4 separate regions of the Homo sapiens genome follow, and regions 2, 3 and 4 are each linked to region 1. Evidence: chromatin loops called from intact Hi-C (ENCODE). Cell type or tissue: ascending aorta. All regions are shown on one strand. Links, peaks and the distances in the headings refer to the core of each region. The heading gives the core; the rest is flanking DNA.

Region 1 (5,751 bases), core at 766-4,765:
CTCCCCTTTATAAAACCATCAGATCTCATGAGACTTATTCACTATCATGAGAACAGCATGGAAAAAACCCACCCGCATGATTCAATTACTTCCCACTGGGTCCCTCCCACAACATGTGGGAATTACGGGAGCTACAATTCAAGATGAGATTTGGGTGGGGACACAGCCAAGCCATATCACCATGTACCAAGAACTTTACATAGATTTCCTCACTCCAGCTTTACAACCCTGTGTATCATTAGTCTTCATATTAGTCAGGACTGTAAGTTGCAAGTAGAAAAAAAGTAACAACCAACTCTCAAATGGTTTAAGCCAAAAGGTTCATATAACTGAAAAATCAGATCTAGTATTCATGAAATCATTATGTGGATGACATAATTCTAAGAATTTTACATGTATTAATTCTTTTAATCCTGTGAATAATATTTTAAGAAAGGTACTAATATAATTTCCATTTTGCAGACAGGGAAACTTGAGTACTGAGAGTTCACAATTTTACATCTGAACCCACTTTCTGTGTGTAAGGGAATTACCTACTTCATTCAACTCCTTGGAACCCAGAGTTCAATTCTGCAGAGGAAGCAGAAAATGCCATGTCCTCCCTGCATGGAGGACATCAGTGTTGTGACTTAGGCGTTGCCCATCAGGTGCATCTGCCATGGACTTCGATTTTCAAACTCATATAGAGACTGTTCTCTGGCAGGTGTGATGAGAGAGTAAGATCCAGTTCCAGAGATGACAATCCAGTGGGGTTACGGGCAGCACTGGCTGTCTGGAACCAGAGGGCCAGTAGTGTCCCCAGGCCAATTCTGTTGATGTGAATGGAGACACCATGCCTGGCTTCTCAACCTCTGAGTTTGGTTCCCCTGTGATTCTATAATCTACTCCATATGCATTCAACAAAACTCGTGTGAGTCAATATTCCATAATAAACTCCCTTACATATATACATCTATCCTATTAGTTCTGTCCCTCTAGAGAACCCTAATACACTATCTCATAAAATAAATTAAAAATTAAAGAGGAAGAAACTGAGGATCAAAGAAGTTAAGTAATTTCTTTAGAGTCCCACAGCCACGGAATAGAGAAGTTAGAATTTGAATGGCTCAAATTTTGTTTTACTTTTGTTATTTTTTTGTTATTGCTTTTCTCATTTGGCTTGCAATAATGTTCTTAATTTTGCTTTTTCCCACTTTCCTGATTTAAATGCTCCCTATAAAAATTTAAATATATAAAGTTATAAGGAAGAAAGTAACATTCTTTGAAATCTCATCAGCATATAATAACTACTGTTAATATTTTACTGGGCATCTTTCATGCCTGTCTTAACGCGTATGGGCAATAGAAGTAACCTTTTTCATAAATCATAACAAATAATACACATTCTTTTAATCAAGAGCACCCTTTTTAAGTGTGATTTTTTTTTCTTATCTATCCTTTTCTTCTTCCTTTTCTGACCTCCATTAATCTCCCTTACTTACTCCACACTTTCTGGCTCACGATAACCCCTGTTAACAACTGATGTGTACACTTGCAGAATTTTCTCCAAGCCAATATAATTATACATTTCTTTATAGAAGTCCTGTTTTTAACTCTTGCAATATTCATATTAAAGGACACTAATGGGCTGTGCGCAGTGGCTCGTGCCTGTAATCTCAGCACTTTGGGAGGCCGAGACGGGAGGATCATTTGAGGTCAGGAGTTCGAGACCAGTCTGGCCAACATGGTGAAGTCTCATCTCTACAAAAATATATAAAACTTAGCCTGGCACGGTGGCATGCACCTGTGGTCCCAGCTGCTCAGGAGGCTGATGCTGGAGAATTGATTGAACCCAGGAGGCAGAGGTTGCAGTGAGCCCAGATCGCGCCACTGCACTCCAGTCTAGATGACAGAGTGGGACCCTGCCTCAAAAAAAAAAAAAAAAAGAAAAGAAAAGAAAAGAAAAGAAAAGAAAAGAAATAAAGGACACCAGTGGTGGCATTTGGGGCACCAGACAGTAACTGTTGAAAGAGATTTCAGCCATAGAAGGAGCCCTTCTTGACACCCCTAAAATTGCACTGCTGAGGTGATTGTCACGTGAGCTCACCCCGTCACAGTTCTGGAGTGAGCGTGAGAAGGCTGAGGGTGAGCACCTCTGTCCCCACCAAAGAAATGGATCGCCAGGCCCTGGTCTCGTGGTTTCCAGGTTTGCTTGCAGGCCTGCCTGCGAAGCTCAAGGAACTGCAGAGTCACTTCTGTCTGGAGCTCCTGAATGCAGTCCAGCTAACCTTCCCTACCCGGAAGCCCTTCAACATCTTTTCTCCATTCCCTTTACGGGTTTTATTCTTCTTTTGCCTGCTCAGCAATTTTCACCAGTCCAAGGACCGAATGCTCTGCTCTCAGATCAATAGCCCTTGGGAAGTACTGCAGACAGTCTCTGAGATGCACCCTAGCTGCTCCTGCAAAGGAATTGCTTTCTTTCTGACTCAGTTTCACTTGAATTAAGCTTCTTCTGCTTTATGAAAGCAGCCTCCTTCCAGAGCACAAGTTGACATCAACCCAGAACCAGAAAGAAATCAGTGGCTGGAACTTGTCTTATTCATCTCTGGAAAGTCCAGCTCTCCAGCAGAGGCTTAGAATTCTATTTCCTTTTTTGTTTCTTAGTCATTGCGCTTGAGAAGGCATTTAAAGATGCTCTTTGGCTAGAGTAAGTGCTCAGTAAGCATTTGTTGGCGAAGGGATAAAACAGTAAAGATGGAATAATCAGCATTTGGTAAATGGTTGGTGAAGGAGAATCAAATGAGATAACACATGTGAAATTGATATGTAATCTGTGAATAGTGAAAATTGTTCCTGGCCAGGCGTAGTGGCTCACACCTGTAATCCCAGCACTTTGGGAGGCCGAGGTAGGCGGATCACTTGAGGCCAGGAGTTCAAGACCAGCCTGGCCAACATGGTGAACCCCCCCCCTATTAAAAATACAAAAATGAGCCAGGCGTGGTGGCACATGACTGTAATCCCAGCTACTTGGGGGGCTGAGGCAGGAGAATCCCTCAAACCTGGGAGACGGAGGTTGCAGTGAGCCGAGATCGTGCCATTGCACTCCAGCCTGGGCGACAGAGCGAGACTCCATCTCAAAAAAAAAGAAAAAGAAAAAGAAAAAGAAAAAGAAAACCAAAGGGACTCGTCCGCAGCGTTATCTGCTGGCGCCATCTTCCGGAAATAAGTTAGCACAACAGGTCTATTTCTGTTTCAGCGGGGCGTGAGGGCACTGGAAATGCAGGCAAGGAGGGGAAAAGAGAGAATGAATTTTAGCAAAATCTCTCCATCTCCTCTGTCCTGGATCATCTAATTACTCTACCAAGATTATCATTTTAATGTAATAGTACTACTAACATGCTAGCACTTGTTTTGAGCACCTAGTACGTACCAGATACTGTGCTCAGTGTTTTACATGTGTTATTTCATCCTCACAGTAACTGCAAGAAGTGTATATAGTAAGTCCTCACTTAACTTCTTCGATGGGTTCTTGGAAACTGCGACTTTAAGCAAAATGATGTGCAGCACGTCCTCAAGTAATGTCCTTCCATTATGATTATGAGGGAAAAAATGGTTTCATCATACATCATTTCACTTAAAGTTGCAGTTTCCAAGAAACTATCAACATTCAGTTGATATTAAAAACCCGAGGCATACAAGGTGTATAGTGGACTTATCATCTCTAGGATTACATATCTAGTTGGTGTTTGGGATAAGACTGAAACCCAGTTCTGTCTGACTTCAGAGCCTGTGGTGGGCTGTTGTGAGTCAGGTCCCGAGGAATCAGACTCCAATATGGAGATTTGAAGTCAGGAAGTCTATTGCAGAGTGCTGTCGGGATTACATCTGTGGAAAGGAAAAGTCAAACTGCAGTGCAACCTCAGCAGAGGCCTTGGCTAATGCCATGGGGAATATAGAGCTGGGATGGCAAGAGGACAGGACCTTGGAATGTCCACCTCGAACAGTCATAGGGACTCAGCTGAGAGCTGCCAGCAGCCAATGCTCCCAGCAGCTGGGGGAATAAATGCCCCATCCTGGGGATGGGGGTCTGGGTGGCACACCACAGTATGCACTGCAGCGCCCACTACCTATTCCCCATGCATTGCTCCTCAAATAAGGGAGATGGCTGGGAGGGAGACAACATCAGTGATGGGGTAGTGGAGGAGGAATTCAGAGAGTAAAAATGGTTTTGTCTGTCTTCCATCCACCTGTGACCTAGGCTATGCATGCCATCCAGCTGCAATAACCAATACATTTGGGTCATTCATGTTGATATAATGTATGGATTATTTTATGGGTTGCAAGCCATTAACAAATAAATAAAATGCAATATTCCACTGGCTGATTGGAGATGCATTCTTTGACATTCTCAAATAAGAAATGGAAGAATTGGCCAGGCACAGTGGCTCACGCCTGTAATCCTAACCCTTTGGGAGTCCAAGGCTGGGGGATCACTTGAGGTCAGGTGTTTGAAACCAGCCTGGCCAACATGATGAAACCCCATGTCTACTAAAAATACAAAAAAAAAAAAGCCAGGCGTGGTGGTGGGCGCCTGTAATCCCAGCTACTTGGGAGGCTGAGGCAGGAGAATCACTTGAACCCAGGAGTCGGAGGTTGCAGTGAGCCGAGATCATGCCACTACACTCCAGCCTGGGCGATAGAGTGAGATTCCATCTGAAAAATAAAAATAAAAATAAAATAAAAAGGAGATGGTGCCTTCTGCCCTGGGGTTAAAAAAATTAAAAAATTAAATTAAAAAGAGATGGATCTATTTGTATAATATGGAAAGACCTCTAAGACATATTTTTGCATGAAGAAATAAGATTCAGTACCCTAATAAACTATATAAAAATTATATCTATTTCTAGAGTTTTACATACACTATAAAAGGATGGAATTTTACCGACTTGCCCTATGGAAGGATTCTACATCCCCACCCCACGTAAGTCAGGCATAGCCATATGATTTGCTTTGGCCAAGGGAATTTGAGTGGAAGTGACATGTGAGACATCCAAGCAGAAGCTTTAAGAGGCTCCCCCATTCTCTCTTTTCCTTATTCCATGAGATCAGCATGTTCCAGCTGCTTCTTCCAGCTGTGTCCAGAGATACAGCTGAATTCAACCCATCACAAACATGCAATTAAGATATAAATTTTTAGGCTGGGCGCAGTGGCTCACGCCTGTAATCCCAGCACTCTGGGAGGCTGAGGCAGATGGATTGCTTGAGCTGGGGAGTTCGAGACCAGCCTGAGCAACATGGTAAAACCCTGTCTCCACAAAAACCACAAAAAATTAGCTGGGCCTTGTGGCACACATCTGTAGTCCCAGCTACTTGGGAGGCTGAGATGAGAGGATCACCTGAGCCCAGGAGGTCGAGGCTACGGTGAGCCATGATCATGCCACTGCACTACAGCCTGGGAGACAGAGTGAGACCCTGTCTCAACAAAAAAACAAACAAACAAAAGACATAAACTTTTATTAATATAAGACACTGAGACTTTGAGGATGTTGTTATTGTAGGTTATTGTAGCATAACCTAACCTACCATCACTGATAATACATGTTGCTATATATAACTGATATGTGGTTACTTCTGGGGAGGAGAAATGGCATTGGGAGGTGGCGATCATAGGGAATTTTAGTTTTTAATCTTTAATATTTTAGTTTTCTTACAATAAAAATATATCCACACATTACTATGTAATAAATATACATTATTTTAAAATGAATACAG
Region 2 (5,582 bases), core at 962-4,961, 67 kb before region 1:
CACTGTCTCCCCAGAAGTCCCCAGCAAGACTAAACTCCAGTTGCCCTTGCTTGGGTTAACCTGCCTGATAATACACAGTCTCCTGACTTCTTTCTCTGCCTCACTTTCTCACTCCCATCCTGGGGTTTCATCCATCACCTTTGTGAACCATATGAAGCATACAAAATTCTATTAGACTGCTTCCACTAATAAAATGGCAGTTTCAGGTGGTTTGCCCTAATACTTGTACTTGATTCCTTGTGTCAGGCTCTGTTCTGGGAAAACCTAAACTAGGAGAGCAGGGCAAGTGTCATCATGCCCATTTTACAGACGAGCCCTAATTTAAAGCTGTTCCCTGCACACACATTGTCTCCTCAGCAAAGGCAGAGGTCAGCCTTGGTTTGAGACCCTTCCCGCACTCCCCAGTCAGAGCCTTGCCATGTGTCTTTGATATGTGCAGTATCATTAAACCACCTGTAGGTTACCTCCTGCTTATAGCTGTGAACCTGTTCATCTAATGAGGAAATCAAAGTTCAAAGAGGGGAATGACTTGCCCAGGGTCAGTTGGCAAACTGGCAGAAATGAGATCTCAAACCCAGGTTTCTTTATGACAAATCCAGGGCTCATCCCACGACAAATCAACTACCCCTTCTGCTTTCACCTCAGGCCACCTATTAGGGCCTCTGCCCTCCTCTCTGGATACACGGCCAACTTTTCATGAGGATCAGGCAGGCTCAAATATATTAAAATCCTTTGTCAGACACAAAAGACTTCATGTCTGCAAGGTGCAAAGTAGAAAGTCAGGACAGGCACCCTCCAAAGAGGGACTTGGAAAGAGGCCCACAAAGAAGCATGAGATACATGTATATATTCATGAAAAACATTAAATACAGTACAGAATGCTGGAAAGAACACAAGTGTTGGAATAGGCCTGGGTTTGAAGTCCTGTTCTGCCCCTCACTAGCTGTATGACCTTGGCCAAGTCAGAAGTCCATCCAGATGCTCAATTTCTCCATATGGCCGAATGTAATGACTATGCCCACCTTGTGGAGGGTGACCTGAAACGAGGGTTGGACACTGCTGAGCACAGAGCTGAGCACACCCACTCTCCCCACTCTGTAGTCAGGGGTTCCCAGACAGTGGGTGAGTGGACCCCACTGGTATCCTGGCCAGATCCCCCATGCTAAGCAGGTCCCCCATCACTCAGCTGCCATGAGTATCTGCTGGTGCCGGCTCACAGCTGCCCCATCTTTGGACAACTGCCCTTAGCTCATAGGAGCTGCCTTGCCCCAACAGTTATGCCCTCGGGGGACTACCCTGCTATAGGAGTACCGAAGCCTAGTCAACCCTGCCATGCCATCCATTCTCCAGAGCTCCCCAGGATCTGGCTGAAGTTAGCCTGCAGCCAAGTGCCCATGTCTGGCTGCTTCTTCTCCTGCCCCATGCTGCGTCTCCCTCTCCCTCTCTTGCAGGTTTCACCTGCGAGCACTCCCACAGAGCACTTGCACAAAAATCCACTTCTCAGGCTAAGACAGTGGAAACAGGAGTGAAGAGTTCTCCTGATTTTCTGTATTCGTTACAAAATCAAGTGACTTCTGGGGAAAGTCCAGAGAAGAAGGTACATGTTAAATTCTCCCTTGAGCCGGGTGTGGTGGCTCATGCCTGTAATCCCCGCCCTTTGGGAGGCTGAGGTGGGCAGATCACCTGAGGTCAGGAGTTCGAGACCAGCCTGCCCAATATGGTGAAACTCCATCTCTACTAAAAATATAAAAATTAGCTGGGCATGGTGGCACGCGCCTGTAGTCCCAGCCACTCAGGAGGCTGAGGCAGGAGAATTACATGAACCCAGGAGGCAGAGGTTACAGTGACCTGAGATCATGCCACTGCACTCTAGACTGGGCAACAGAGCAAGACTCCATCTCAGAAAAAAAAAAAATTATCCCTTGCTAGAGCCACACACCTGACTCCCCTCAGGGCCCAGCTGCCCAGTTTGGGGGTCCCTCTGCGAGGACTTAGCATGCCCAGTAGAAGCTGGGCACAAATGGTAAGTTTCCTGAGGCCAGATGGCTCGGGGGTGGCTCGGCCAGGGCTTGGATGGGCCCCGGAGGCACCTGGTCCAGTCTTGGTGTTGGGCCCAGGCTGATGAAAGATGCTGCTCAAGACATTTGCTGAGGAACTAATTAATTTTCATTAGAGGACCCAATTAGTGAGTGCAGTGAGTGTGGTGGAATATCTTTCCACCCACTCTCAGGGTGACTCCAGGTGGCGTTCACTAGGGACACTGAGTGCTGGAGATAAAGGCAGCAAACTTGAGGCCTCAGGTGCCGCAGGGTCCATGATGGCTACTTGGGGTGCCTCAGGGGACAGGGAGAGATCCTGAGCTGTGTATCCAGAAACATCATTGCCACAGACCTCCTGTGAGGCTTCAGGCCAATTGAGATTGCTCTCTGGGCCTCAACTAAGATAGCCACAGTAGATGACCTCAGAGGGACTTTCAACTAAAATAATGACAGCTAACACTCTTAAGACACTTTCACTGTGTACCAGGCTCTCTACCAATATTTATTCATCTAATCCTCTTGACACCTTCGAGGCAGGATGGGGCTATGATAAGCCCGTTTTGCGATGAGGAAACAGGCTCAGGGAGGTTAAGTGACTTGCTCAGAGTCACACAGCCAATAAGCGGCAGAGCCAAGATTCAAATCCAGGTTATCTGGCTGTGGAGCTCGTTACTTTCACCATGCTATACTGCCTAGTGCAACCCAACTTCTCTGGAACTCTCACAGTGCCTGGCACAGGGATGGGCACCACCATAAGTGCTTAATAAGAATTTAAAAACAGGAAAATAAGAAAAAACTGGTAGCCTGAAAGAGTGTGATGGTGGCTTGTGGGAGTGGGACTGGATAGCTGAGTAGAAGGGAGATGCCATTTCTTTGGATGTCCTCTGGTGCTGTTCGGCTTTTTTACGATGTATCTACATTATCAGCAGTAATAACAGCATAAAGCATTATAAAAGCTGATAACAGTGCTTGTACCAGGGATGGGACATGAGGATCAGAAGACAGGGGTGCCCAGGACACTTCCCCCGGATATTTTTCATGTGTTTAAAATGTTGTAGCATCTGCATATATTACCTAATCCAAAAAAATACTTTAAAAATTATCCAAGACCAATCAAGCAAAGATCAGCTAGAGAGAAACTGGCAGGAGGGGGCGCTCTGGGGATGAAAAATAACCATCTAGGGGCTACCGCAGAGTCAGGGGGAGACAAAGGAGGAACTGGAGGGCCTGTACAAGTGTCCTACCTTCTCTGGGAGACTCTGGGTATATCTAAACCAAGCCCACCAGCCTCTCACTCTGCAGGCAGGGATACTGAGGCCCAAAGAGTCAAAAAGTGGGTGTAGGAGACACTGAGACTCGGCGATGAACAAAGTCCTTCTCTCTTCACTCCTCATGCAGCCTTTCAGGCTCCACTGTGCACACAGTAAACACCACATACCTAGACCAGAGCGAGGAGGCCTGACGCCAGCTGTGTGCTGCCCCATCCCACCCTTCCTCCACCCAGATGTGCACATCACATCATTTTTATGAAGTCTACAGGAAAAGGAAAGGCGGCAGCTTCCATAGCTTGGATGTCTTCTATGTGTTGTACATACATCCTCTGGAATTCTCACAAGGTATCTCTAATTCCATTTTGCAAAGGACAGGCTGAGGCCTAGATCAGTTACATACCACAGTCATGATGCACAGCTAGAAAGGGCCAGAGATGCAAACCCAGGTCTTTGGGCCTCCCAAGTCCGCTCATTTTTACTATCCCAAGCCACCCCTCACAGAGGGTATTTCCCATCAGTTTAGGACAAGTCCCACCCGGAAACTATTTTTAAGTGCCTTTGTCTTCAGATTCTGAGTTGTATGGGGCTGGGTGAGAATCTCATCACATCAAGGTTGGTCCCCTGCCTCCAACCTGAGCTAGACCCCAATCTTCCCTAGAAAATTATCAGCGACCCCTTTCTTAGAAACATCTGAATAAACTGACTCAGTAAACTCCCCCGGGAGCATTTCCCAGCACTTTGCCCCCTTTACATCGATGATTCCTTTGATTTACTTCTTCCCAGTAGAGGTTTGTCCTCAAATGAACTTCCTGGTTTTAACACATAGCCCTCCCTTTTCCCAATGCAGAAAAGGGACCATGTCCTGTTCTCTCTGGACGAAAAAGGAGCTAGACCTGAATCCTCAGAATTCCCAGAGCTGTCTGGGTCCAATATCCCATGCAATGGTCTCATGGCCTGATGCATTGCTCATTTTGACTCACTTATCCTTTGTACAAATGACTTCCTAGAGGCTTTATGAGGGCCTACGTGTTAAACCTGGCACAACGCAGGCAGCAGCTGAGACTCATTTGGATCATAGACTCTGTGACAGAAACAAGAGGGCCTGAAGACCATACCCAGGACTGAATTTGGTACCCAGTGTCCCAGCATCTAAGACATCAGGAGCCAGGAGATATCCCACGTTGGCAAGACCCCTTCAGTTCTCTCCAGCCTTTTCCTCCAACCCAGTGGTTCTCAAGGTAGGGTCCCTGGATCAGTACCATCCGAATCTGCATCACGTGGGAACTTGTTAGCAATGAAATCCTCAAGTCCCTCCTGCCCCCAAACTAAATAAAAGACTCTGGGTGGGCCCAGCAGTCTGCATTAAGAAGCCCTCCAGAGGATTCTGAGGCTCACTCAAGTTTGGCGGCCCTGCTCTAACCCATTTAAACTGACAACAGCCACTGTGACAACTGCAGCTGCTACCAATGACTGGGAACCTACTATGTGCCGAGGGTTAAACATGCACTCTCATCCATTAATCCTCATAGCAAAGGACACCTTATTCCATACGTCCAGCTCTGGGTTAGGTGTGTTGTGTGCATGATGTCATTTACTCCTTACTATAACCCTCTTGAGTATTTACTATTATTATGCCCCATTTTACAGATGCGGACATTGAACCCCAGAGGGTTGAAGCAACTTGCCTACAGTCATACAATTTAGAAGTGGCAGTCAAGATGAAAATTCAGATCTGCCGGATTCCAAAGCTATGTTCTTTCTGTCCGTCCATGGAAGTTCCCCAGGGTCTCTCACACCTACATCATCAGTCTGGGTCAGGTGAGATTCGAAGAGGGGTGGAGGCAGGCAGGGTGAGCAGAAAGAACCCAGCCTGGACTCCACAGTGCCTTCCAGCTACAGCGTGAAAGGAAGCTGCGTTATGCATGTAAAGGCACAGCCATCTGCGCCTAAGGAACATAAAAAACAGGGATTCAGGGGGCATGAGTTCTTGGCCTCTCTCTAACTTCACCCAGCTGGGGGCCTTTTCTTTTCCTTCTTCGGACCTCAGTTCCCGCACCAGATAATCTTTATCCTCTACAAGGCTGAGATAATTTGCCCCCTTCTCTGATCTTGTCTCTCTAACCACACTGGTCTGTCATCTCTAGCCACACTGGTCTGCTTTCTATTCCCTAAAACTCAAACTCGCACTGACCTCAGGGCCTTTGCACAGTTATTCCCTCTGCCTGGAACACTCTTCCTCCTCATATTCCCATTGCTGGCTCTTTGTCAGTTA
Region 3 (5,751 bases), core at 1,073-5,072, 390 kb before region 1:
CAGAGACAGGGCTACATGACCTTTAGGACAAAGTAAAATTTGGGACCATGGTGTCATACAGGCTTGAATTGATACCTAGCTCTCTCTTTCATATCTTGAGCCCTTAGGAGACTTTCTCTTTCTGAATATTTTACATTATTTTATTTTATTATTATTTTTTGAGATGGAGTCTCGCTCTGTTGCCCGGCCTGGAGTGCAATGGCACAATCTTGACTGACTGCAACCTCCACCTCCCGGGTTCAGGTGATTCTCCTGCCTCAGCCTCCAGAGTAGCTGGGATTACAGGCGCCTGCCACCATGCCTGGTTAATGTTTGTATTTTTAGTAGACACGGGATTTCACCATGTTGGCCAGGCTGGTCTCAAACTCCTGACCTCAAGTGATCCACCACTTTGGCCTCCCAAATTGCTGGGATTACAGGCATGAGCCACCAAGCCTGGCCTCTTTCTGGATTTTAGTTTCCTCTTCTGTAAATGGGACAATCCTAGCTCGCTGTTCACAGGGTCATTGTAAGGTGAAATTAAGATCATACAAGCACAGTGCCTGGTATATATAATTCAAAAAGCAGAAACTCTTTTTGTTGTCATTGTTTATCGGAGATGTTCTAATCCTGATATAATCTGGTTCTCTAAAATGTAATACCAAGAGGAACAAGAAATAATGGCCCTCAGTTGAGGGAAGAGGCAGGGATTTCTGGGGCATCTCTGAATCCTCTCCCTGCCCTGCCCTTGAGACCAAGTTCTTCTCCTGCTGGCAACATCTAGGATTGCCATCTGGGCTCCAGGTACCAGTAGTAGGTCCTAGGTTTGGGTTAAGGAGAGGGGTGAATTTATTCCAATACCTAGGACAGCCTGGTTAGGACAGGGTCATCCCTCACCCTTTGCCACAAGAGCTGCCATTTGGCAGGGCGCAGGAGAATGGCTTGAGCCCAGGCAGCCTCCCAGGTGGCTGGGATTACAGGCCTGGCTAATTTTTGTATTTTTAGTAGAGACAGGGTTTCACCAGGTTGGCCAGGCTGGTCTCGAACTCCTGAACTCAGGTGATCCACCTGCCTTGGCTTCTCAAAGTGCTGAGATTATAGGCATGAGCCACCACATCCGGCTGTTTTGGGGGGTTTTCTTTTTGAGACAGAGTCTCGCTCTGTCGCCCAGGCTGGAGGGCAGTGGCATGATCTCGGCTCACTGCAACCTCTGCCTCCTGGGTTCAAGTGATTCTCCTGCCTCAGGCTCCCGCATAGTTGGGTGTGACAGCCGGAAGTGGGGGCCTCGGATTACAGGCGTGTGCCACCACGCCCAACTAATTTTTGTATTTTTAGTAGAGACAGGGTTTCACCATGTTGGCTGGGGTGGTCTCATCATACTCCTGATCTCAAGTGATCCACCTGCTTCAGCCTCCCAAAGTGCTGGGATTCCAGGCGTGAGCCACTGCACCCGGCCTTACCTTACGTTTTAAAAGATCTCACAGATGTGATTAATGTAAGGATCTTGAGATGGTAAGATTATCCTGGATTATCTGGCTGAGCCCAATGTAATCCCAAGAGTCCTTATAAGAAGAGGGAAGCAGGAGGATCAGTCAGTAGTAGAGGTGACAACAGAAGCCAGAGGTTGAGGTGATTTGAAGAAGGGGCCATAAGCTAAGGAATGCAGGTGGCCTCTACAAACTGTAAAAGGAAAGGAACTGATGCTTCCTCCAAATCCCCAAAAGAATGCAGCCTTGCCAACACCTTGATTTTAGACTTTTGACCTAGAGAACTGCAAGAGAATATATCTGTGTTGTTTCAATCCATGAAGTTTGCAGTAATTCCTTGTAACAGTAACAGGAAAATAATACATAGATTTAGCAAACAAAACAAAATCCAGGATGCCCAGTAGTCATATTTGAATTTCCTATAAACAACAATTTTTAAAGTATAAATGTGTCCCAAATGTTGCATAGGACACACTTATCTGTGTGTATGTGTGTGTGTGTTTGGAAAGGAACATGCTTAAATGTTTATCTGAAATTCAAACTGTAGTGAATGTTATATATTTTGTCTGTCAATCTTAGAAGTGATGAAACTGAGAGCAGGAGTCAAAACTCATGATTCCCAGGTCGCCTCCATACTGCTGCCCCCTGCCCCTCAATCTGGCAGAAACTGCCACGTTCTTGTGGCCCTCATGGGTCACTTCCCATCTTCTTGGGACTCCTCTTGCCCCTGGGGTAGGAAAATGAAAAGACTGTTTAAGGTCGTTTCTTTAGGCTCAGAGTTCTCCTGGACCACCAGAGGTTCTGCCTCAGAGGGACCTAGGAGATTTGCCTCAAAGTTGCAGTTGCACAAAATACTTGCGGGCGGATCTTAATGGACTGGGGTGGGAGTTAGTAAAGCCTTTGTCTGGAGGGAACGTAATGAACCCCAAAGCAGGAAAAAAGTAATTATTGAATCAGGCTCCAGAGCAAGAATCAGGTTTCAGGTAAGGAAACGGAAGCACAAGAAGGAATGGGGACTTGCTCCAGGTCACTCAGTTAATGACAGACAGATGTCCCCTGGTTTGGAGTCTCCCTTTTTGGAGCAGCTAGTCCTGATAGCAGCCATAGTGGGGGGAAGTCTAGAATGCTAATCCTGAGGTCCGGGTTTGAAGCCCTTTACTGCCTTGATTGCCAGTTTCCCTTTCCTGAAATAGGGGAATTGCATAAATATGAGGAGTTAATGAGATCATGGATGTTAAACAACAGGTACATGTTAGCATGTTCTTGGAAAATGGCAGCTTCTTTCCTTCCTTCTCTGAGCCTCAGTTTCCCCATCTATAAGCCGGGTTTGACAAGCGGCTGGTGCCCCAGCTCCTCCCAGCCACTCCAGGTCCGCAGCTCGGAGCTCCGGCAGCCAGGTGGGGACTGAACACCAACGCCGCGGGGAGGCGTCGCACATGCGCGCTCCTAGGCGGAGCCCCGCCTCCCACGCCCTGGATCGTCACTTCCGGCGCGAGAGGCCGGGCAGGCCGGGCAGGGAGTGCGGGTCGGTTCTGCGTGCGCTGCCGGACGAGGCTCCCGCCGCCGATTGACCCGCGCTCCGCCCGTAGTCGGGCCGGTGAGTGCCCGCGAGCCCATCCGTGTGCCCTGGGAGCTGAGGAGAGGGACCCCTGAGAGGGAAGGATAACCGGAAGTGGGGACCAGAGGAGCGAGAGACCCCAGGAAATGGGGACACCTGGGGAGGGGGTGACAGCCGGAAGTGGGGGCCTCGGAAGGTTGTCCACGGGATATGGGGTCTCGGGGGCTCTAGGAGAGATGGCTTCCTGACCTCTCCTTGTTGAGAGGAAGGGGTGGAAAGGAAAGTGATGCTCCAGAAAGGATGGGCTCCAGGTGGGGGAGATCTTTGGCTTCACCGTTACCAATGGTGTCTGCATCTCACTCATATGTCCGCCTGTCAGCTCATTCACCAGCCTGTGACTGAGTCCTGCTGAGCGCTCGGCACTGCTGAGTCCCTGGAGAGTCAACATGAAGCTCCAGGTGGAGGGTACAGATTAGAAGCCCAGGGTGGGGCTAGACGCATCCTTGCTCTGCCTCACCGGGTGTGCCCCCTTGGGCGAATCGCTTAACCTATATCCTCCGCTGATGTGTACAGACCACTGCCATGTGCCCGGCACTGGGGGTGGCAGTGGACATGGCAGACAAGCCCTCTGCCCTCGTGGAACTTAGATTCTAGGGGACAGTCCTTTTTGTCCTCCTTTGTAAAATGGCAACAGTAATAGCGCTCTCACCAAATAACGTGAAGATTAAATGAGGAAATGGGTAAAGGGCTTAGCAATGCTTGATACATGGTAAAATGCTCAAGTATGCATTCTCTTCATTCCACTATAATGTAAGCTTTATTAGGCAAGGAATTGTATTGTTTGCGTCTGTGTTCCCAGTGCCTGTGAGCACAGTGCCTGACATATATGGTAGGTGATCGGTAATTATTTGATAAATGAGTGCGTGGTGAAACTGACTCTAGATAAATGCCCATAGCATTGGACTGTAATTTCTAAAAAAGAAATAGGAACCCAGTTCTGTGGAAAACTGGAGGGAATCACCCTCAGGGAGTTTGGGAAGGATTCACTGAGGTGGTGACATGGCAGCTGAGCCTGAGCTGTCAAGTTAGGAACAAATTAGAAGAGGAAATTCCAGGCAGAGTGTATCAGAAGTGCACGAGTTATTCCAAGGATGATGGGTTATTAGTTTGTTTTGACTGGCATTTAATGTGCATCAAGGTGGGGTGCGATGGAAAATGAGGCTGGAGAGGGGCTTTGAGGTGAGGCTTGTACCTTGTGAACACTGATGTTTGATGGGATTGCAGGCATCTCTTGGTTACTTCCATAGAAACAAAGCCATAGTTGTTCCATTCCTCACTTAGCATACCTGTGCCAACCAGACTAAAGTCATTCAACAAATATTTATGGAGTGCAGATTATGTGTCTAACACCATGTTAGGCGCTGGGTTTCAGGTGATGAACAAGACAAACTTGGATGTTGCTCACAAATTGCCAACAGACAATTGCAACAGGGTGGGAGAAGTGCGGGGGAGGCACCTAACCTGGCTGGGGGTCAGTGAAGGCTACCTACTCCAGGCCACCAGCATCTCTCAGCTGGATTATTGCAATAGCCTCTAAATGGTCTGCTTCAGTCCTCACTCCCTTAGAGTCCATTCTCAAGACAGCAGATTGGTCCTTTTAAAATATATTTTTATTTATTTATCTATCTATCTATTTATTTATTTATTTATTTATTTATCTGAGATAGCGTCTCGCCCTGTCGCCCAAGCTGGAGTGCAGTGACATGATCTCGGCTCACTGCAACCTCCGCTTCCTGGTTTCAAGCGATTATCCTGCTTCAACCTCCCAAGTAGCTGGCACTACAGGCCCGCACCACCATGCCTGGCTAATTTTTGTATTTTTAGTAGAGACAGGGTTTCACCATGTTGGCCAGGCTGGTCTCGAACTCCTGACCTCAGGTGATCCATCCACTTCAGCCTACCAAAGTGTTGGGATTACAGGCATAAGCCACCACACACAGCCCAAGAAAAAATTTAAAAATTAGCCAGGCGTGGTGTGTGCCTATAGTCCCAGCTACCTGGGAGGCTGAGGCAGGAGGATTGCTTGAACTTAGGAGTTCGAGGTTGCAGAGAGCTATGATTGCGCCACTGCACTTCAGCCTGGGTGACAGAGCAAGACCCTGTCTCTCTCTTAAACAAAAAAGTGCATGAGTTCAGGTCCTCTAAGAAGCAGACACTAGGATGAGGTTAGACGTGCTAGAAATGTAGAGGCAACCCTTGCGAAGGACAGCACCTGGGAAGGGAGCTGGAGAAGTCAGGAAGAGCCACTGGCAGTGATGCAGATCAGCTCCTGTGAAGGAGGTTTGGGCAGCAAGTCTCTGACTGCAGGGCAGTCCCAACAAAGGTTTGGCCAGGCCCTCAAGCAAACGCTGCCTGTTAGAGGAGTCCTATGTCTCACTAAATCATTGGCTAGGAGCAGTGAGGCCACAGAAGGGCTGTGGAAAGTTCTGGCTTCCCCTGGATAGTGGATCTAGAGGGACAGCCACTGGGGCCCTTTATCAATTACGTTTTCCCAGCAGATCTGACCGGCACATATTCCCGACTGCCACGATAAGTTACATGGGTGTGTAGTAAAAAATTCAAACAGTATAGTAAAAATCCTCTTTCTCATCTTAAATCTTCACTTGTCCAGTTCTGTTCCAAGAGATAACCATTGGTAAGTTTCTTATATCTCTTTCCAGAAGTTTT
Region 4 (5,751 bases), core at 759-4,758, 81 kb before region 1:
CAAAGCTGCACACAAATGTTCACAGTAGCATTAACTGTAACAGTCAAAAAGTGGACACAGCCTGAATGGCCATCCATGGACGAATGAACAAACTGTGGTATATCCATGCAATTAAGTATTATTCAGCCATAAAAAGCATGCAGTACTGGGCCGGGCATGGTGGCTCACGCCTATAATCCCAGCACTTTGGGAGGCCAAGGTGGGTGGATCACCTGAGGTCGGGAGTTTGAGATCACCCTGACCAATATGGTGAAACACTGTCTCTACTAAAAATACAAAAATTAGCTGGGCTGTGGTGGTGTGTGTCTGTAATCCTAGCTACTCAGGAGGCTGAGGCAGGAGAATCACTTGAACCCAGGAGGCTGAGGTTGCAGTGAGCTGAGATGGCACCACTGCACTCCAGCCTGGTTGACAGGGAGACCCTGTCTCAAAAAAAACAAAAACAAAAACAAAAAAAAAACAACAAAGCATTACCTATACATGCTTCAACATATATGAACCTTGACATTATGCAAGTGAAAGAAGCTGGTCATAAAAGATCATCTCTTCTATGACTCTACGTATTTGAAATGTCCAAGATAGGTAAATCCATAGAACTAGAAAGCAGACTAGTGGTTGCCAAGGACCAGAGGGAGGGGCAAATGGGATGTGAATGCTCACGGGTATAGGGTTGACGATAATATTCTACAATTGACTGTGGTGATGGTTGCACAACTCTGTGAATAAATTAAATATTAAAACCCACTGAATTGTTCACTTTAAACTAGTAAACTGTATGGTATATGAATTATATCTCAATAAAGCTTATATAAATCTCCTTCCACTTCATCTCATCTCCCAGGCCAGGCTGTTAACCCTATTCTACACTGACCCCAAGAGGGTCAAGGAGCCCACAGGCAGGGAGGCTCCCCCTAAGCCAGAAGCAGTGTGGAAAACCTGCTGCAAAGGCCAGACAAGGCCAACTTGTACAGTCTGTCCCCTCGGATGTCATCTTCAGATAACACATGTGCACATGTATCCCCACAAAGGCCCACGGATGAAAACGTGCAGTGGGTACATGGGAAGCAGAGATGTAGGGGATGGGGTGGGGTTGGAAATGAGGGAATTCCTTCCTTCCAGTCCCACCAGGGCAAGCCTCAGGCTCCCCATCACCACCTTCCTCAATCAACAGATGGCCAGCTTCCTCCAGAGCCTCCAAGACTAGAGCTAGCAAGGCTTAGTTAAGACCACCTGAAACCACCTGGCACCAGCACTCACCAGAGCAAACCCACCTTGGACTAGCTGTTCTCAGCACTGAGGCTGTAGTGATGTTGGCCTTAGGCAGCACATCCCCTGTTGCTCCAGCTTGGCTCATCCACGTCCCAAAACTGCTTAAAATCCGTCTCTCTCCAGACTGTTCTGCAGGATAGCAGCTAACCCAGTGTCCACTAAGGCTTCTCAAGAACCTCCCACATACATGCTTAACGCACGCTGGGTCTCCTACTCCTTGGATGAGCAGCGCTATCCTTTATCTTGAAGCAGTTTAAACAAATCTCTTCCTTGATTTGGCCTTAGCAGAGTTGCAGAGAAGCTGGGCCCCACCTTGGCTAAGGCACCTCCCTTGGTTGCTTTTCTCTCTCTCAAATGAGGGCAGGGACACTGGCTGGCACTCAGCAGGTCCTCCACACAGACACCAAAGGCTGAAGGAATTCCAGCTCATGGCTTCTCAACTTTAATGTGCAAATGGATCACACAGGAATCTTGTTAAAATGCAGATTCTAATTCAGCAGGTCTCAGGTGGGGCCTGAGATTCAGCACTTCTCACAACTCCTAGGTGAGGTCAATGCTGCTGGTCTGTGGCCCACACATTGAGTAGCAAGATTCTAGCCCATTCCATTCACTCTTTTCTGATTTCTCTGCCTTCTTCATTGTTCAAGGAGCCTCTTGGGAGTGGATAAAAGCTACTCTCTCTTAGAAAAGGACCTGCCAGCACATACACACAGTATGTTGCATAAAGTTTGGGAGCCTGCAATCCCTGGATTAAAAGCCATTCTTCTTCTTTTTTTTTTTTTTTCTTTTATAAGAGATAGGCTGTCACCCAGGCTGGAGTGCAGTGGCACAATCACAGCTCACTGCAGCCTTGACTTCCCAGGCTCAAGTGATCCTCCCATCTCAGCCGGTACTACACACCACCAAGCCTGGATAATTACTTTATTTTTTGTAGAGACAGGGTCTCGCCATGTTGCCCAAGCTGGTCTCCAACTCCTGGGCTCAAGGGATCCTCCTGCCTTGGCCTTCCAAAGAGCTTGGATTACAAGCATGAACTACCTACCATGCCTAGCCTAAAAGCCATTCTTTCGCATACACAAACCTGCAAATCTTAGTTCCTGCAGAAAAGAGGATGCAACAGGGGATAGAAAAAGAAAAAGCCTTGGCAGGGAGTGAGAACTCCTGGGTCTTGTCCCAGCTCCACTACTGACTTCCGGTGTGACATCAGACAACTTTCTGCTCCTCTCTTGAGCTTCAGTTTTCCCACCATGAGAGAAGTGGACTAGATTGGGGATGATACATAGGTTTTCTTTTTTTTTTTTTTTTTTGCCAACTCTGGTAGCTGTTGCCTGAAATACCCTGTGCTAAGAATTCTTAGACTGTGCCTGGACTTGGCAGAAAAGGATGCCATGATTGATTGGTGATGCCTGCCATGGTCCCAGGAAAGGGGGCCTTGATTGATTGGTGTTGTCTGCCAAGATCCCAGGCCTGGAGGGTGATGGGCTTCCTGCCAGATGTCCGCCTACCCCAGAGAGCCCTTCCAGCTGTGACATTCCACACAGCTCATTCAGAGTCATGCCACACTGGGCAAAGAGAAGTCTGTGCCTGTCCTCAAGGGGGCAGGAAGGGATAATTCTTTAAGCTTCTGGCTTCTCAAACCTGCTGCCCTACAGCCCCCTTTGAGAAGAGGTAGCAGAATCCCTGCTCAGTGGCAGAGGACAGCATGTCCTTGTGCTCCCATCCTTCCCTATTTTTAACTCCAAGGACAGCAGCTCAGGCAGAAGCTGAAATATGGAAGGGCCACCCAGCCTCTGAGGGAGGGGAACCACACCCCCACCATCATTCCCAAACTGCTCCATGGTTGGCCAAGTGAGAGTCGAGGCAAGGGACAGAAGGTTCCTCACCTCCCGTGTGAATCTCTCACAGCCCCATCCCATCCTTCCCCAGGCAGGGCCAGTCACCCCTCCTTGGTACACCCACAGACCTCTCTGCTAGTCCCTATCCTGCTGCACCCTGTATTTGTTCATTCATGCACCCCATTTACATATATGTGCCAGCCTTCATACTAGTGCCGAGGACGCAGCATTGAACAAGACAGATGGGGGTCCTCACCCACTGAGCTCTTCTAGTCTAGGGTGGAAGACAGACAGCAAACAGGATGGCAGCATAATTCTGTAGTTACAACTATAGTCTAAGTGCTTAGAAGAGAACTGTACCATGGTCACCCCATGTGCCTGTACACTCCTCAAGAACTGGAATTCTCTCACTCATCTTTCTATCCCTGGAACCTAAGGCCTAAGCTGGCAGAAAGGAGGGTTCAGAGATTATTTGTTGATTGAAAATATTACACAAGAGACATCATGTGAAGTTTGAGAGCCCTACAGGAGCCTGTCTCAGACTAGATGAGATTCATTCATTCATTCACTCATTCACTCACAAAGTATTTTTTTTGAGCACTTTCTACATGTCCAACACGGTTCTAGGCACTGGACCTAGAGCAGGAAACAAGACAAGGAAAAACGAACTGTCCTCCTGAATCTCCATGCTAGGAGAGGCAAGCAAACATCAAGCCAGACAAATACAGAAAGATAGAGAGGATGCTAGAAGGCAATAAGGGCAGGGATAGGAGTTTCTCTCTGAAACAGAGTGATCAGAGAAAGCATTCCCAACACAGGGAACAGAAACGTAAAGGCCCGTGGCAGACATGTCTGGTATGTTCGAAGGAGACGAGAGTGGCTGGAGCAGACAGAGCAAGGGGGAGTGGTGTGAGATGAGGTTTGAGATGATGGGGCAGGAGGAGAGGGCAGACTGAAAAACTGACACACCTCACACCAAGCTGGCATACAATTGATGGAAGAGATGGTGGCGATGATGATAATGACAATGACGATGTGATGATAAAAGCAGCTAGCATTCATTGGGCACGGGTGACAGGTGCTATGCTACTCAATTAACATGGATTTGTTTATCTAATCCCCACAACAATCTGTGAAATATGTCTTATATTATACCCATTTTATAGATAGGGAAGCTGAGGTTCAACAAAATTTACGCAGCCTGGAGGTGGCAGGGCTGGGACGGGAACACCGGCCGCCTGGAGCCAAAGTCCACTGGCTTGCTGATCACACCCTGTCCTGTTCCACATGCACCATGAACACCAGTTTCCTCCCCTCCCAGAGTTCCTAAATCTTTTGGACTCCTTTGAAAATCTGCTGGGAGCTGCTTTTCCCCAGAGAAAAGTTTTGGTTTTCTCCAGGAAAAAAAAAAAAAAATAGAGATGCACAATGATACAACTTGAACGTAATTTCAAGAGGTTCAAGGTTATAAACTCCAGCCCTAAAAGTAAGCATTTTATAAGCATTTATAACAAAAACAAGAATTTTCAGAGTTTTCCAAAGATGCAATAGGGGAACACAAGTGTCTGCAATACCAGCTAAAACCACTTCCATACAATTTGTCAAGAGCCTATCAGGAATAAGGCACTTGTAGAATCGTATCTCATTTAAACCTCATTTTAGTCCTGTGAGGTGATTATAATTAGGATCCCTTTACAAACTAGGAAACTGAGACACACAAAGTTTAAGTAACTTGCCCAGGCTCACAGAGGTGGTATCTGGCAGAATTGAAATTAACCACAGATCTAGCTGGCTCCAGACCTCAGTCTCTATTCCAGACATTCTCTTCTGGCTTCTCCAATGGCATTTCTTCATCTTCCCAGACAGGGGAAGAAACTTGCTCAAGGTCTCACAGCTCAGCACATCTGGAGTAGCCATTAGCCACATGTGAACACTTAAACTTTAAAAAAAAATTAAGAATTCAGTCCTCAGTTGCAGGGATCACATTTCAAGTGCTGAGTAGCCACCTGTGACTAGTGGCTACAGTATCGCACAGTGCAGGCACAGAACATTTTCATCATTGCAGAAATGTCTATTGGGCAGCGCTGGGCTAGAACTTGGTCTCTTGACTGCCAATTTTAGTTTTTCCACTGTCAGGGGCTACTAGAAATTAGATTTGCTTGATAAATGAAGTTGACCATGAAGAGGAGACAGGAGGTGGGTGCAGTGGTCCATACTTATAATCCCAGCAGTTTAGAAGGCCAAAGCAGGAGGGTCATTTCAGCCCAGGAGTTCGAGACCAGCCTGGGCAACATAGCGAGACCCTGTCTCTCAAAAAATTTTGAAAACTAGCCAGTCAAGGCGGCTTGTGCCTGCTGTACAAGCTACTTGGGAGGCTGAGGTTTGAGCCCAGGAATTCAAGGCTGCAGTGAGCTATGATCACACCACTGCACTAAAATCTGGGTGACAGAGAAAGACCCTGTCTCTAAAAATAATTTTTTAAGTGGGTGATTTTACTACCCACTTAAAAAAAATGATACTGATGATGCTGATAACAGTGACTGCCATTTAGTAATAACTTTTTCACAATGTACTCCATCAACTGGAGCAGGGCTGGGCATGTATTAAGCACTCAATAAAAATGTCTTGGATGTTGAATTTACCATGA

Evidence for each region. Hi-C counts contacts between places; a loop is a spot of excess contacts. Peaks named below come from ENCODE experiments on the same cell type or tissue, not always from the same donor. Only the 100,000 strongest peaks of a DNase experiment are listed, where the experiment ranks them.
Region 2: a loop joins it to region 1, with 4 times the contacts of the local background. A loop is called at or near these places in 18 of 110 quality-filtered maps.
Region 3: it touches region 1 in a loop (2.0-fold over the local background); 3 of 110 quality-filtered maps call a loop at or near these places.
Region 4: it touches region 1 in a loop (9-fold over the local background); 6 of 110 quality-filtered maps call a loop at or near these places.

Annotation. Positions count from the first base shown.
Region 1 is chr20:44,864,562-44,870,312 of GRCh38, forward strand. No RefSeq gene overlaps it. Among named protein-coding and RNA genes, the nearest start is that of YWHAB, 18 kb to the right of the region's middle. In ascending aorta, for the core only: a CTCF peak has its summit at 3,199 (motif pointing left); a DNase peak (open chromatin) is centred at 3,190; H3K4me3 peaks cover 658 bases; H3K27ac peaks cover 370 bases.
Region 2 is chr20:44,797,402-44,802,983 of GRCh38, forward strand. The region is part of intron 1 of RIMS4 (regulating synaptic membrane exocytosis 4); the gene reads right to left. Among named protein-coding and RNA genes, the nearest start is that of RIMS4, 10 kb to the right of the region's middle. In ascending aorta, for the core only: a CTCF peak has its summit at 3,179 (motif pointing right); no DNase peak of the experiment used is centred there.
Region 3 is chr20:44,472,929-44,478,679 of GRCh38, forward strand. It overlaps TTPAL (alpha tocopherol transfer protein like), which reads left to right and starts at 2,946. Exons shown (of 5, transcript NM_001039199.3): 1 at 2,946-3,063. RefSeq lists an enhancer at 2,742-2,831 and a silencer at 2,922-3,051. In ascending aorta, for the core only: a CTCF peak has its summit at 2,851; DNase peaks (open chromatin) are centred at 2,913 and 3,484; H3K4me3 peaks cover 1,968 bases; H3K27ac peaks cover 2,367 bases.
Region 4 is chr20:44,783,193-44,788,943 of GRCh38, forward strand. The region is part of intron 1 of RIMS4 (regulating synaptic membrane exocytosis 4); the gene reads right to left. Among named protein-coding and RNA genes, the nearest start is that of RIMS4, 24 kb to the right of the region's middle. In ascending aorta, for the core only: a CTCF peak has its summit at 2,850 (motif pointing right); no DNase peak of the experiment used is centred there.